Regions from separate parts of the Mus musculus genome. Here region 2 is linked to region 1. Evidence: chromatin loops called from intact Hi-C (ENCODE). Cell type or tissue: heart. All regions are shown on one strand. Each heading gives the region's core, and the rest is flanking DNA. Links, peaks and the distances in the headings are about the cores only.

Region 1 (8,334 bases), core at 335-8,334:
GGTGACATACTTCCAAAGATCTGATTAGGCATTTGCGGTTTAAATATTTGGTTTTTAGCTTATGTTTTAAGTGGGGAAATCTGTTGCCTTTCAGTGTGAGTACTTGAACACCTGCGCGTTGGCGTCCCCTGGTGGATACTTTTAGAATCTCTGCTTTAGCCCACTGCTAGCAGTTAACCCTGGTCTTGTGTGCTCCAGATACTACTTACTACCTTCTGCCCATCAGGAGCTGAGCTGGGTTACCAATCAATAGCCTGAGGGAAAAGTCTGGGCTCAGAAAGATAGAGAGAGGAACGTGGGGGAGACCTAGACAGAACTTGAGGGGAATGAAAACCAGGACCATCGAGAAGGTGATGTGGAACACGTGAAGGAAGCAAGCAAGGTGTGCCTGGCTTTGTATTTGTCACCACGTGTAACTCAGGGCAGTAGCTCCGCAGAGGTCAGGACTGGTGAGGATTGCATCCCCTGTTCTGTTCCCAGCATTCCTTGGGGCTCCACGTGCACCTTTCGGGAAGGAAGACAGTGTCAGAGTCTGGTTGGTGATGCAGTTCACTGTCATCTTCTGCAGCTAGGGGCAGCATGGCCTACTATAAGCCATGGTCACCCAGGCCCTGCTGTGTCCAGCCATGGTTTCTAGACAGCCAGAGAGCAGAGTCTGGTGGTTGCTTTGTGCATCTGTGCACAACTATATCTGAGAACATTGAAGTGGACGTTTAGCACACTCGATGGCAGGTGCAATGCTGGGTATCCTCCAACTGGGGACATAATTTCATGTGCCGACAGAACTCAAATGTGCCCTTGTAATTACAGAGTATACTCCCAGGCACCTAGTTGCACGAAGTGAGTCATTCTCTCTTATAAATGTTCTTAGCATCATGTTTCTTCTTCCAGTGTGCACTTGAACCCAAGCACACTCCTTGGGGGAGAGTGTGGGAAGGAGTAGAGCCTACCACAAAGAAGAATCCTTATGTGGATCCCTGGAACCCAAACAAATGAAAGACTCAAATTCTTTTCAAATCCTCCTCCTGCCACAGTGGCAGGGTGACAGAGGATTAATTGATTACTGATTGTGTCCTTTCTTGTTCCTGTTGAGGCTGTGCCATAGGGAGAGGTACAGTGCAATTCTAAGGGCAAGAGCACTCCTGATCTCTGCTTGGAGAGTCTTAGAACTGACTTCTGCAGTCCATGAGCATGAGTGCCTTGGATCTGCTTCCGAGGAGCTTTGACAGTGTAGAAGCACATGAAGGCTGCTACATTTCCCTAAACCTCCCAGACATGAGTGAGGGTGTAGCATGGGCTCTGCAGCTTGGAACCAGGTTATGGTGAGGTAATTTATTTGGAAAGCAGCACAAATGCTTAGGGTCTGTAAGGGCTGGCTAAGATTTTACTATATGGTCTTGTTTCTGTTTTAAAGCTCTATGTATGGATTGAACCCTGGGCCATCTATGTGTCAGGCCTGGTTTCTCCCACTGGGATGCATTCCCTGCCCTTTACTGTTTCTTGTCAGTTGCTTTTTTGAGACAGGTTCTGGTAAGTTTCCCAGGCTGCCTTGCACTCCTACTTCCTCTGCCTCAGCCTTCCGAGGAACTAGGAGCACAGGTACCATCAATTGTTTTAAGTTCAAATTGTTTGAAAGTTGTTAAAGTACTTGTGCCACAAATCATATGGCTTAGACAATTGTGTCCCACAGTTCTGGATGAGGAGAAGTTTGAAATCAAGCTGTCAGCCAGCAGTCCATGAACTCTCCGACTCTCATGGAGGAAGAAGGATCATGGCTTGCATGCCCCTGGCTTGTGCTCTACAAGAGTCTCTGACATTCCTTAGGTGCATTCATTTATCTCTCTTCACATATACATCTTTTAGTGTGTTTTTGTCTTCACTATCCATCCCATATTTTTGTATGTAAGTTTGTGTGTGTGTTGTATGTTTTGTGTGGATATGCCTGCATGTGTGCATCTGGAGCCCAGGGATTGACATGTTGTATCTCTCCTCATTTTTTGAGGCAGGTACTTAAGAAACCTGGGGTTTACCACTGGCCAAGAATAACTGGCCATTTAATGTCAGAAATTCTCCTGTCTCTCCCTCCTCAGTATTAGCATTACAGATGTGCTCTGCTCTACCTTGCCATTTTATGTAGGTGCCAAGGTATTGGATTCTGGTCAGTCCATTTATCCAGTAAGCACTATATTGACTGAGCTGTCTCTTTAACTTTCTAATTTTCTCTATTGTATAAGGACACTAACCATGCTGGATCTCCACACACTGGACAAAGGTTATCTCTGTAAAGCCCCTATTTCCAAATAATGATATATTTTGTGGTGTTGAGTGTTGGCACTTTAATGTATCTTTTCATATCTTTTCAGGGTCAATAATTCAGCACATAATCACTTTTGGCATATAGTACAAAAAGAAGGTCTGTCTTTCTATATCTTTAAGTGAGACTTTTCATTCAAATGTTTCTCACATCACTCTTGAGAGTTTATTTCAATGTAAATCTTATGTATAATTCTGTATGTTATATTGTGGCTTTCTCAACTTTAGACATTGTCTGCTGATTTCTTGTCATGATAGATGAAATTATAGTTCATTTATCTCTTCCTCTATGTGCATATTTTAAACCCTTGATTATGTAAAATGATTAAATCTACACACATACAATCTACACACACACAAACACACACACAGACACACACAGACATACACACATACACACACAGACGCACACACACACACATATCATGGCTCAACTGATCCTGATGTCTACTCTTGCTCTTCTCCTTTCTTTCCTCAGTTGTTTTTCTAAAGGACCTCCACAGCAAACATCATACATGTTTAAGTGTCGAGTCAGTTATCTTTTGTGAATGTGCATGCATGTGTTGAGCATGTGACCTATGCTCAGAGGCCAGAGGTCTTGGGTATCTGTCACTATTAATCTCTGCCTTGTTTCTTTGATATATAGTCTGTCACTGCATATGGAGCTCCTGGTTTGTTTGTTTGTTTGTTTATTTTCTTCATTTAGGCTGGCAACCAGTGATGCTACCATCTCTGCCCTCTACAGTCCTCAGTGTTAGGGTTACAGGTATGATTGGCAAACTTGTACAGATTTTACTTAGTTTTTGAGAAATGAGTCAGTCACAAATGATTTAACATTCTAGAAATTTGTTTAATATTTTGAATAAATTTTATATAGAAAGAATTGGCCTATTTTCTCTGGATGTGCCTATTGTATGCCAAATTGGGACTGAGCCACAGAGAAGTATCACCTTTTTTTTTATTTTAGAGTTATTGCAGGAGTCAGAAGAGGGTTTCAGATTCCCTGGAACTGGAGTTATGTATGAATGTGACTCATAACAGTCTGTCCCAGTCCTCTTCAGGAACAACAAGAACTCTTAACCACTGTGCCATTTCTCTAGCTGACAGAAGCCTAATTTTATGATGGTTTCAGCTAAAGGTTTTAGATTTTAGTGAAGTTACATGATTTCCTTTAAAATGTTCAATGAAATAAAATCTGAGTGTAGATCATGGAGGGCAGTTCATATTTTTATCTGTTGTACTTAGAAAATATCGGCTCTGACTTTTCAATAGTAGTAATCATTCAAGGCTAGAGAGTCTACAACCAAGAAGGCCACTTTGTTTTCCTTAAACTGGACTATGTACCATCCCTTAAACTTGAGGTTCATTCATTTTGTGGTCACCATTGCCATCTACTCTGTGTTTTGGCCTCCAAATCTCTCTAGTTGTAATGGAAGTTGAGCCTCAGCTATGTTTCTGTTTGGATTTGAACCATGGCCATAATTTGTGGAAAACACTGAGGGTGTCTTTCATTGTCTTATTCCCTATGTTTCTATCTACCCTAAGCCTGGATGTGAGGGTGCTCAGAGACCTTGTTTATGAACTTGAAAAGAGTCTGCTAAAGAACTATAAACACTGTGTGTCTACCCCCTGAAGAGGTATGCCCCCCATGGACAGCCACACTGTCCCACATTTTCTAGATTAATGCCTTTGTTTAAGAAATTTAGGCTTTCATAATTTTCAGTTTTGAACAGTAATGAGGATATTAGTAGCATGTAGCATGTAGTATTGATATGAGAAGAAACTATTGCCTTTAGTTTAACATGTTGCCTAGAAGATGCCACAATATCAATATTTTTGCAATAACAAATACAAAACTTTCATCAGTGTGCTTGACATTGTGCTAGATTTTTAATGGGTGGGGGATTAGGCGTGACTCATCAATAGAGGATCTAGTTTTTCAAAGCTCCATTTGGTAGAAAGAAGACATATCCTTCTTGGTCTTCAGTCAAAAATGAGCAGTAGGTAATTGTTGCCACAGGAGTCTGACTCCCACTCACTGTGCCCATCTCTTCTCTTCTCTCCAGAATTTTCTTCCTGGCTGGCTCCAGCCACCATCACTGTCTACTACCTGCTGCGTAATTGCTGTTCTCTCTTTTTACAGACGTCAGGTGGATTGCTTCTTCCCTTCTAATATTTGTTCAACAATCACTTCACCAGTGAGGTAAAGTGATAGTGACTAAACTACCTCAATAGAAAATAATCAGACCCTTCCCCTCAGATTTATTTTGTCCAGGCACATTCTCTGAGTTTATTTTAAGCTCAATCAGAACAGGCACTGAGAACTCCAGTACTGTCAACAATGTCCGGTATACATGCATGTATGTGTGAGAGGGCACACACAAGTTGTGGTTGTGTGTGTGTGCATGCGCGTGCATGCAGTGTTTTAATAAGGATTTGTTGAGCCAATAAAGAGGAAAAGAGATCCTTTTAGGAATAAAATGGAAGTTTGCAAAGGGCTTCTTTGGAGAATGGGCTGGAAAGAAATCAAGCCCCTAGTTATCACTGCCTACTGTAAAATGTACGCAGGGAAAGCCACAGCAGCACTGTTTCCGGTTAAGGTTCTGCCCACCTTGACTGATCGTGCTCAGACGTCCGGCGCCATCAGGCTCCACCCCCGACAGGGAGGGGACAGAAGAGAGTTGCGCAAGCGCATTCGTGCTCGGGCCAGCGCCCGGGCCTTTGGGCCCGAGGCAGAGGTGTCGCGCAGTTTTCTCAGAGACTTTGGTGGTGACAGCGGCTGCAGCGGCGGCGGCGGCGGCGGCGGCGGCGGCCACTGCTACGTAATGGTCCCGCTGTAGCCTCACGCCACCTTCTTGCAAGACTGCGCCGAGGCAGAAATGTCGCCGCCGCCGCCGCCGCCTATCTGGCGGCAGCTTAGCTTCAGCTTGTTGCTAGGCTCCTTCTGCATCGCCCTGGAGTCCGCAGCGCAAGGCAACTCTGCTACAGGTGCCAATTCCTTGCTCCCTGCCTTATTCAACCTTGTCTCTGTTCCTGCTAATGTTTATTCTTCCACACATCCTATCTTCGTTTTTCATTCTTCCTTCATCATTTTCACCCACATTTCACCCCTCCCTACTCAATATCCATCTTTGCTTCCTTTCGTCGATTCTGCCCGCATTCATCTTTCTTTTTAGCCCCCGCATTCATCTTTCATCCATCCATTCCTCCTTCCTACCCCTCCTCTTCCTTTCCATCCCTTCATGTTTTTTCTTCTCTTTTTAAAAATTAATTTTGAGGATTTCATAAATGCATTTTATAACATCCCCACTGCTCCCCCTAACTCTACTCAGATGCACCCTATTCCCAAGCTCATTTACCCCCCCCCCATGATTTTATAACCCAGAGTCCAGTTTGTGCTGCCCATATGCACATGGGTGTGGAGCCATCCACTGGTGCAAATTACATCTCGCCAACAGTTCTTTCCTCTCCATCTGTCCATTTTCCTTTCTTTACCCTTCCTTCTACTCCTCCTTTCCTTTCTGCTACTGTCTTCTATCCACCCTTTTATTTTACCATCCTTCCATCTTTCCATCTGACTTCTATTCCTTCCTTCTTTGATCCCCCCTCCCATCTTTGTCTCTGTCTTTGTCTCCTTCTTCTTCACCTAGATGTGGAGACATGATTGAAACATAAGACCCTCACCTTGGATAGGGCTTTTGTGTACTCCAACCCCGCCCTTGCTGGAGCAGAGCCCTGGTCGCCCCTTTTCTGGGTGGACTGCCTTTATCCTTTCATTACCCTAGGGAGGGGGATTTTAGTGTCATTGCATATGGTATAACCAAAGCCCCTCTCTCCTGTGCAGATGCTCTGAACATCCTTCTGATCATTGTGGATGATCTCCGCCCCTCCCTGGGCTGTTATGGAGACAAGCTAGTGAGGTCCCCGAACATTGACCAGCTGGCATCCCATAGCGTTCTCTTTCAGAATGCCTTTGCTCAGGTATGTCCAAGGACCTTTAGGTATGGATATATGCCTCTTTGTGTATAGACAGTAGGGAGAAGCATGCTGCTGCTCTAGAGACCTCCTTGAAAGGGGAAAGCAGAACTTAGAAAATGAAGGCCTAGGCAAGTCTCTTCACAGACAAGGAAGCTCACATTTGCAGGATTTCCCCTCCTTCTTGGGTGGAGACAGTGCCCTGGCCCTAACACGCTTAAGACAGGCTTGGCTAGCTTTCAGCTAGAAACAGGAATTGACGGGAGCTGAAAAATCCAACCTGTGGGTCTGCCAACCGAGTTGTGGGTGGCTGAGAGTGGGCGGCTAAGAGTCAGTCCATGGCAGTTGTCCTCCCTGAACCTCCTTTTCAGGGCTACTCTCTAAGAGCATCACCCTTTCTGGGTACCTAGGGGTGACATTGCATAGGAAAACACAATTGCTGTTCTGAGAGCTTGATTGCTGTCTTCCTTTGCTGGGCAGACAATAGTCTCCAGTACCTGGGCAAGGCCCTAATCCTACTGGTTGGTTTTGACATCTACATGACTCAGCTGCCAGGCTGTTGCTGAGGATCTAGAGAGGTTGCTTAGTTACCTTGAAGACTGCAGACACATTTGGCTGTGACGTTGTTGACATTTGCTTCTGCTCCTTAACAGCAAGCAGTGTGCGCACCAAGTCGAGTGTCCTTCCTCACCGGGAGGAGGCCTGACACCACCCGCCTGTATGACTTCAATTCCTACTGGAGGGTACATTCTGGAAATTTTTCCACCATCCCCCAATACTTCAAGGAGAATGGCTACGTGACCATGTCGGTTGGGAAAGTCTTTCACCCTGGTACTGTTCAATTACTAAAACCTGGGCCTTTTGTTTCTATGCTTCAATACTAGGTTGGGACTATCCTTGTAGTGGCTTTTCCCTTGTCAGGCTTAGGTAACTTGTTCATTGATGCCATTCTATGAAAAACAACAAAACAAAGCATTTCTTTAACCTAGTTTCATATTCACATTCTAAATGAAAAAGAATAGAAAGAAACAGATTTCCTTTTAGAAGTTGGAGGTAATGTCGTCAGATTCATGTAGCTGCTGTCGGAGAGGCAGGTTTGGTGTCAGTTCAGCTCTGGGCTTGACCACAGGGTGGTCCTTAAAGCTCTGGTCTGGGCCTTGCAGGATGCCTGTCTGTAAAGTTTGGGGGTGAGGACCTCAAATGTCCAGAGGTATTGTGTGGACTTGATGTCCGAGTATGGGCTTCAGCGTGGTGAAAGGCACTGCTTTCTCTGTGAGGAATGTTAGGAAGAGGACATCAGCTGGGTGTCAAATTCTGACTTTGAATACTACCTGATAAAGTAGTTATTTACTTCCTAAATGAAGAATAAATAACACTTTAAAACAGATAATAGGATCACATGATCCCTTGATTTCAAGATTTTTAAGAAACCAAAGAATGTAAGTGTGTAATTGAACCACCCTGGGGAAAGCTGTGTTTGATGTGGCAAACAAAAATTTTCTTGTGTTTTGGACATAGTGTTATTCTGATTTGTGGCTATGTTATTTTTATAATTTTACACTATGAGTGAGAGTAAATATTTCGCATTATATTACACTCCTCAAAAATTCATTTTTAATGACAGCATAGTAGTCTGGCATAACAGGCTTCTGGCTTTTTACTGATGTGGAAGCGGAGTTGACCTCACTGGGAAATAGCATCAGGGATGTGGGCACTTGGTCCTGGTCTAAGTGCTGCCACTTCTTAGCCATGTGGCTGTCTTTGGCTAAGTTTTTCTTCTTCTTTGAGTCTCACATTCCTTCTCTGGAATGCTGGGGCTGTAGTTTTCTTGATGCCTAACGAAGGGAACATGCTAGTAGGGACATCCATGAGTGTGAAGTGTGTTCAAATGCTAGAGCTGTGACCATGACGGTACTTCTCACCAAAGGAGACAGCTTGGGCGTCTCTAAGAGTTCTTTGTACATCATTATGGCTCAGGAGCTTTCTTCTAGAACCTACCAGGCAGTCCAGATTGAAAGTAGTAGTCAGTTTTTAAAAAGCAGGCCC
Region 2 (8,334 bases), core at 335-8,334, 110 kb before region 1:
GTAACCTGTGGGATGCATTCCAAGGAGTTTTAAAGCCCTTTGTCATTCATTCTGTATGGCCCTAGGCATCAAAGACAGGGCTGTCAGTAAAATGCTTGCTGCAAAACCATCATGACCTGGGTTTAGATCCCCTGCACCAGATGGATGTGATGATGCATGCTTACAATGCTCCTTTTACTGAGGCGGAGATTGGAGGAGCCCTGAAATTTGCTGGCCAGATAGTCTTGTTTGTTTGTTTGTTTGTTTGTTTGTTTTGTTTTGTTGCGGCAGGGTTTCTCTCTATAGCTCTGGCTGTCCTGAAACTCACTTTGTAGACCAGGCCTTGAACTCAGAAATTCAGAAATTTCGAACTCAGAAATCCTCCTGCCTGTCCCTCCAGAGGGCTGGGATTAAAGGTGTGCACCACCATGCCCGGCTCAGATATAGTTTTGAGTATTCAGTGAACTCCAGGTTCAGTGAGATAACCTATATAAAAAACTAAGGTTGGGAATGAGAGAGGAAGACATCCACTATATTGACCTTTAACTTCCATATGCATGACCCACATCCATGGATACACTCATACACATGTGTACTTACGAAATGAACATTTGCACATTTATACGCTATGCACACTCAGTTAAAAGTAAGCTATTCTATAATAAGAACAAAAATCTTCTTGGGTCCATGATCTGAAAGTCCGTAATAGGAAAACAGAACTTGGGTATCACACAATTTCTTCCTAGCATAGTATAAGAACGACTTCATGTGAGTTATTTTGAGGCAGATCTGGCAGCTCTAGTGGATAGAAAAACAAAATAAGGAAAAAATCCACAAAAAATAACTATGGGCTATCATAGGTCTCCAGTATCCTTTCAATGGAAACAGTGTTTAAATGATTTACCTGTATTACAAATTCTTCTGAGCTTTTTGTTTGTATACTGGATTTAGCATTGCTTAGTCAATGCTAATAAGAGTAAGAACTGGTAAAACAATTTGGTGATAAGCTCTCAGACGCCAACCTATCTGATGGTTTGCCAGAAAAGAGGGTGTTTCTGATACCCTTCTCCAAGATCATTTCCTCCAGCTGTTTGGGAACTGCTCAGGTTTGTGGCTAGAGACTGATTCAATTGTTCCTGGCCATGTGGCTGCCTTTCAGCTATTGCTGCTCAGATTTGTTTTCTGACCTAGTGAGCCTAGAGAAGCTAAGGGTAGGTGCAGACACTCGGAGTATTGTTTTCTCTGCTTGTAATTTTGTTTTCACAGCTTGAAATTTGTCCTTTAAGATCTAGCTCTTCAGTTCTCAAGTCCTGGACTTAGTCACAATGCTGCGTTTGACTATGCATTTCTGGTTGTTCTTAGCACCTCCTACTGCATCTGGCACAATGCAGGGTGTTTAGAATCCATAGTTTGGATGAAGTAGACTGAAGAACTAAAGGTTATATGTTAAGTCTGCTTAAATAATCCTTAGAGAAAATAATTTGGGGCCAGAAGAACATGACAGAAACACAAAGTAGGGAAGGAAAGTGAAGAGGAGACTAAGAAATTAGAGCAAGATGGGATCGAGAACAAAATCAAGTTCTATACGAATCTAGTCAGTGACCTCTTGTAGGCTTATCATATCTAAGAAACTTCCAATCACAAGTTCTAAAAGAAGCTTCCCTGAGTTGGTTGTTACTTATAGTCTCTGGGAAAAGACATAGGAAAGGTTGCAGATCCCAGCATCCCTTTCACTAGCCTTCCAACTTCTCTAGATCATCAACTTCCCAAACAGAGCTCTGTAGTCTATCAAACTCCTGTCCAGGAGATCTCAGGGCAAGAAAACTCACAGGTTTATGAAAATCACACTAAAGTGAGGAACAATAGATTTTCTTAGGAAAACACAAGTTGCATTTTTCGAGACAGTCTTTTTATACAACTGTTGGTGTCTTAGAACTTGATATGCAGACCAGACTGGCCTAGAACTCACAGAGATCCACCTGCCTCTGCCTCCTGAGTGCTGAGATTAAAGGCATGTGCCACTATACCTGGCCCAACTTGCTTTTTGTAAGTGGACAAAATCCTGGGGTTCGAAGCAATTCTCTAGTTGGTAGCACTTAAGGTTGGACTTTTGGGAACTTAGGGCAAGTCAGTTTTGAGCAGGGGCATCTCTGTGTCACCTGTCTAAAGAATTGTCAATCTCTCCCCTGGGTGCAGGCTGACTATCTTTAATAGGTCCAAGAATACATGCCTGCTGTCGTTTTTGACACTGGATTTAGTGATAAAACTAATGTTTAATTCTATACCCTTTCCACTTTATTAATGAAGCCCAGGGAAGAAGTCCTAGTAGCATGACGATCTGGACTGTAAAGAACCACTTCCTTCCCCTGATCTAGGTCTCCTAATTTAAATGTCATAATGAACTATGATTCTCTCCTCTGGGTCTCTGCTCTTCAGAAGTCCGTCACAGAGACCAGTGTGAATACTGAATACAAGTAGAGCTCATGGCTGGGTATCTAGCACATTTGAGGCACTCAAGGTAATTCCCTCTTTTGAAGATTAAATACAGAACTTTGAGATAGCAATTATTTTGGTATATTCAGTACTTTTCATGGCAACATGACTTATCAAAGAACATGATAATAGTATATTTTTGTCATTGTATTCAGAATAAGAATTTCCACATGGTCATGTCATCCCTAGAGAGAACTGCTAAAATTGCAATAGTGGGCCCATAGAGAAGTGTCTCAGTTACAGAAATACACAAGAGCTCACCATAAGTAGCATTTGGACTCTGAGCAACTTGCCTGGCCACTCTCCATGGAGCTTTTACGAAAACCATATTACATGTTATTCAAGTTGGAGCTGACAAGCAAGCTGTCTTCTTGACGTCTGCTTGGGGTGAAACCTCCAGAAAATAAAATGGTGCTGGCTACTCTGTCCAATGGCAGTTAACTTTTGGGAAGTATTTTAGAACTGGCATGTTCCTGCGCTTGTGCCATGAACTAGGGGCAATGGCTGGCCTGTTTTTATCTCGTGTAGTCTGACTCAGAACTCCACAATCTCTCCACCCACCTCTCTAGGTTCCCACAGATGGTTGCTACCATGCCAACCCGGTGCTTCAAATCCCCCATGGCCTCTGTGGTGCACATCTGGCAAAAACATGCTTTGCCGCCATACCTTTCTCTCTTGAACCCAGACGAGCCAGCACATGAAGGAAAACACAACACAAATTCAGTTCAGAAACAATGGTAACTCAATCTCTGGGTGCAACAACTAAAACCTAATCTTGTAAGCCTTATTAAAATCTACTTCCTCCGGTGGAGAATCCTTGTGGATCCGCCATAATACCAGAAAACTCTAGCAGCTACATCTTTTCCCTCTGCTATCCCCATTCCCAAAAGGACTTAATCCCCTCCTGCTTCCTTGCTTCCTCGCTTCCTCTGTCCAACCTGGAAGTCCCACCTCCTCACCCAGTGATTGGCCCTTTTATTCATTAGGGGATGGGTTCACAAGAAGCCACCTGAGCACGTGAGTGACTCATTCCTCATTCCAGACAGCCTCTCCCGGGAGAGCAAGCAGTATAGAGCCATCCACAACATTCTAGTTTGCTAGAGTGTTAAGTTGCATCTTTGTTCTTCAGCCTTCACTAGCTAGATCCCACAGTGCACATTATGCAAGCTTCTCTGTGCTTTGGCTCTTCTGTACTTTACTATCTATTGGGAGAGTCCGCAGGGCAAGACACTGTGCATCAACTGGAGGATGGTCAGAGAAAGTGGATCAACATTTCTGAGAGAGGGTCATGGTGCTTCAGTAGCTGAATGCTTCATCCAAGTTACTCATCCATAAACCAGCTCATATAATAATATCCATTTCTCAGTGGGTGTTAGGGAACATAATTACCACTTGTGAAATGTTTTCAAGTTTCCAAAAGAAAGATGATACATCACAGCAAAGTATGATTCTCCCAATTGTGATCTTCTTAAGCTCCCCCTGGGGCTCACTAACATAAAATTGCATGAAACTGCTATTGTAACAACCTATGACTCTTACCCGTAATGATTCCAGATTAATGTTTAAGGTTTTGCTGTATTATTCATAAAAACAACAGTTCAAACTGGCTGGAATTGAAAATGGTAAACTAAGTCCTCTGCTATGAGGTTGTTCCACTCTTAGATTTGAAAAGCAAATAGAATCCTTAGAGCATTCTTTAAGAATTTACGGATTTGGCAAAAAGAACAACTAGCAACCTTCTTTGTGCATCTAACATACAATGCTATGCATGATCTCTCTGAATTTTCTTAACCAGATAGAAAAGTATATATATATATTTTTTTCGAGACAGGGTTTCTCTGTGTCGCCCTGGCTGTCCTGGAACTCACTTTGTAGACCAGGCTGGCCTCGAACTCAGAGATCCACCTGCCTCTGCCTCCCGGGTGCTGGGATTAAAGGCGTGCGCCACCACGCCCGGCTGTATATTTTTTTAAAACAAACTCTTTTATAGAGGAGAAAATCTGAGCCTTGAAGATATTAACTTGCCCAATAAGACAAACCTGGCAATTCTAAATAGTATGTCTGGGAGTGGAGGAAGCCAGATCTGAAGCGACCACCAAGTCTAGGCAGGAGTCAAGGAGACTCTGAACTAGATTAGGATGCTTAAGGATGAGTTCCATCTCTCCAGATTAGGCATTCTGACAAATAGACCTGCTGTTAAGGACAGTGGGAACCCAAGATGAGAAGATGGCTGAGAGAGTAGATGACTGGTGCAGGGTAATGTGAGGTTTGGATGGTCAGGAAATCTGTGTAGCTTGGGGCACAGGAAGGAAGTTGATATGCAGGCTGGATTTACTGGAAACTCTGGTAGGCATAGGCCAAGATTCAGTCAATTTGGGGGGAAACCTTCAATTTCTGGTATGGGTCTGGGTGACAGGTGGCCAAGGTGACAGGTGTCTGTGATGATCTCACTGAGGTACTCCCGTTTGGCGTTCTCCCTCCTTATGACATCCACCCAGTCAGTGTTCCCCTCCCCGGACGTTCCCCTCTTCTTTTTGTAGAGATTCTGTCCCAGAGGCAGGCAGGCTGGTACCCCGGAGCAAAAAGATCCACTATCAATGTAACCTCCTGCTTCTGACGAGCTGGGGCGGAGGGGGTGTGGGGGTGGGGGAAGCAGGGAGCGGGTCTCAGAGCGCATGCGCATCCTAGCTACGGAAGCCGGAAGGAGTGTGGGAGACAGTTGGTTGCTCTGGTTTCTCCTGGCGGCGGCGTTAGCGACGAAGCTGCCTTTGGCAGCATGAACCCGCTGTGAGGCGCAGGCTTCGCGGCGCGGGGGGCGGGGGGAAGAGGAGGACGCCTCGGCGAAGTTCTCCGCCATGAACCTGAGGGGCCTCTTTCAGGACTTCAACCCGAGGTGAGGCGGTTATCCCGGCGACGCCAGGTTGGGGCTTGGGTTCGGGTAGCGGCTGGGAGCGGCGCGGCGGCCAAGGCACTGCAGTCTGAGCACCCAGGCACCAGCCTGAGGCTCCTTATGGCTGCCAGCTGCTCTCGGGAAAGCTGTGTTGGCCTCAGAGTCTGTCCATCCGCTTCTTCCTCCGCAACTGGTACCAACCCGCCGTGGCCCAAGTTGTCGAGGTTGGAGAAGTGTCCTCCCAGAGGGAAGCCCATTGATCTCCACTCGTCCTTTTTCATTGGTATTTCAACTTCTCTGTCTCGATTTATTTTTTCTTATTTTTCTTCTCACCGCTCCGCCTGCCCCCGTTTTCTATGCCAGGGCCATCTCACTTGACCCTGACACCCCCAGCCACCTTCGCACATGTTTCCTCTAGTTTCAGCATTTGGGATTTTCCTTGGATTTATGCCTGTCTGCCGTTCTTCGCTTATTTGTCAAACTGATGTCTGAGATACTGAAATTTTAGAGTCGTTGCCAGGGTATGGTAAATCTTACATAATGCCTTTGGGGGTGAACCTGATCGCCTCCAACGCATTTTCTTAGCCTTCTCTATGTAAGTTTATTCGCAGGAAGTAGATATTGCCCTGCTTATTTTCCAGACTTGAAATACCTAGTGGGCAGTGTGGAGAAAACACTGGCTAAAGTATATAAATCTCGGTCCTTGCACTTGTCAAACTGTTGTAAAAGTGTTCCCTCTGCGGCCTGTGAGCTCCCAAAGCAGAAACCACTTCCTGGTTGTTCCCTTGCACATCACCTCCCACCCATCTGTCATATAGTAGACACTTATAAAACGTCTTTGGAACTAAACTGAGTCAAGACTGAGGTTGGGCAGTCAAGTGATTCTCTACTTTAGTAAGCTGCAAGAGGAGTTCATTTCACTGATATTTTTCAAGTCCATTACTATTTAAAAGGAATATCTGCTCATTTTATTTCTAAGTGGTAAGACACGCACTCAAGTAAGCTAGCCTTCCTCCGTACGTGAGGTCCTAGGCTAGGCGCTTGCAATGCTTGGCCGTCCTAGCCTGGAAGCAATGGGAATATGAACAGATAAGTAGCTGTATTGTGCACTCCTGAGGATGCCACTTTCTTGGCTGTTTGTTGGAGACAAAGGAACTGGGGAGAGAAGAGGGGACTATTTAGAGTGCAGTCTCCTTAAGAATGGTAAAATTTTAAAATTTAAAGCCTCCTCTGGCCTGGGTGCTCTTACTGTCTTTGTGTTTATAGTCTGGCCTTGTTCCGTGGTCATCATCAATGGCATTGAGCCTTCTTAACGGAGAGGAGTTCATTTAGAGGAACTACCACAGAGCCAACCATAGCTTTTCTTCTACTGCTCCTGGATTAGGGTTTGTCTATAGGACAACTGTGTTGGTACTGAAGCTGGACAGGTCTTGTGTATTTTCATTGTTTGGAGAGAGTGACAAGAAACAGAAATAGAGGCTGAATTTTTTGTGTTCTTGGGTAACTCACTTATCTGTTTCATCTGTAGAATGAGTATAATTGCTCACAAGGCTATTGAACCTGAATTAATGGCTGATTGCACAATGTGTTACAAATAGAAATCGTTTATTATGGGACAGATAGTCCAGAAGCTGCAAGGTGATCTCCCAGTTATCTAAGAGTTGTGAAAGCAAAAATAGTGGTCCTCTGATAACACCCTTAGCCAGTTTTTCCTTTACTTTTTTTCCCTTCCAAATACTAAAGTCTAAAATTTATAATGAGATACTTCGAAGAGATTTATAATGATCATCAACACATTTATTTGTGCTTAAATTCTAAGTGGAATAAAATGCATCTTTCCCTGAAAAAATTAAAAGTCTTTTGTACCCCACCATTGTCCTGGTTCAATGTCATTAGTGGGAAGGAAGAGTGTTACCTTCTAGATGTTCCAGGGATACAATGGCCAGGTGATATTAAGAAGTAGATTTTTCTTAGCTGGCGATGTTTCATAAACTGTGGATGATCTAGTTTATAACACTGTATCTTAATCTTGCACCATGCTGACGAAAGCCTTTCAGACATCTGGAGAGCAAACTTGGGGGGGGGTGTTGACAGGAAAGCACCCTGTGCTAAGACCTCAGATCTGTGCTTTTGTCTAATTATCTGTTTCTAATTCTGAACCAGTTCACACATGGCCCTCTTACTTCAGGACTTTATCATGCTCTGCTCATTTAATAGGACAGCTCCTTCTCTCCTTGATTCAGGTCCCATTTATCATTGAAATATCTGTTCATTTGGTAGTTGCTGAAGTAAGTTGTTCTGGCTTCCTCAACCTGGTCCATTCCTCCCTGCATGTACAATCTCTGTAGAATATCATAGTCTTCTTTAGAGGCCTTATCTGTGCTCTTGCTCTTTTTCTCTGTTTATTTAATTGATATTTCTCTCTCCTACTGAAATTCAAACCATGTGAGGCTAAACCCATAGCTTTTATTGTCAAAATTTATATCCATGAGATAATGGCTGGCACAGTATTAGTGAAATGAATGATAACTCACCCTAGCCTGTAAGAACCGTCTAGAGCTCCTTCTTGTCAATGACTGCTTTCTTGCTGGTGTATGAACTATTTATTTTCCCTCTCTCTTCCTGTGCCCCTTCAGAGTGTAACTGTTGTATTGACAAGCTGGGAAAGACCTTAACAGTACGCACAGGGCAATGTGCTTTCTTGACTCTGGGGACCATTACAGCAACAGCCATTGGTATTGTCTGCTGGCTCCCACACCATGCACTGTGACTCCAGGCCTCCTCTCATACCTTGCAAATCTTAGTCACTGAGAATTCACTGCAGTTTGTCAGTTTTCTAGAAATAGTAGTGACACAGAATGATTGAAAAGTGTTTAGCACCCAGCTGTGAAGGGCTGATAGCTGACCCTATACCTATTTCCATCTACCACAGATCTGGTTGATCACGAACTTCTTTTCAGAATTGCCTTTTA

What was found. A loop is a pair of places that touch in the nucleus more often than their neighbours do. Peaks named below come from ENCODE experiments on the same cell type or tissue, not always from the same donor. Only the 100,000 strongest peaks of a DNase experiment are listed, where the experiment ranks them.
Region 2: it touches region 1 in a loop (2.9-fold over the local background); 8 of 42 quality-filtered maps call a loop at or near these places.

Annotation. Positions count from the first base shown.
Region 1 is chrX:70,361,762-70,370,095 of GRCm38, reverse strand. Ids (iduronate 2-sulfatase) reads left to right here and starts at 5,011. Exons shown (of 9, transcript NM_010498.3): 1 at 5,011-5,301; 2 at 6,158-6,294; 3 at 6,942-7,119. The coding sequence starts at 5,193. In heart, for the core only: no CTCF peak of the experiment used is centred there; a DNase peak (open chromatin) is centred at 4,985; H3K4me3 peaks cover 1,330 bases; H3K27ac peaks cover 999 bases.
Region 2 is chrX:70,474,009-70,482,342 of GRCm38, reverse strand. It overlaps Tmem185a (transmembrane protein 185A), which reads left to right and starts at 5,163. Exons shown (of 7, transcript NM_001357750.1): 1 at 5,163-5,365. The coding sequence starts at 5,328. In heart, for the core only: a CTCF peak has its summit at 5,224; a DNase peak (open chromatin) is centred at 5,172; H3K4me3 peaks cover 2,142 bases; H3K27ac peaks cover 1,177 bases; H3K27me3 peaks cover 347 bases.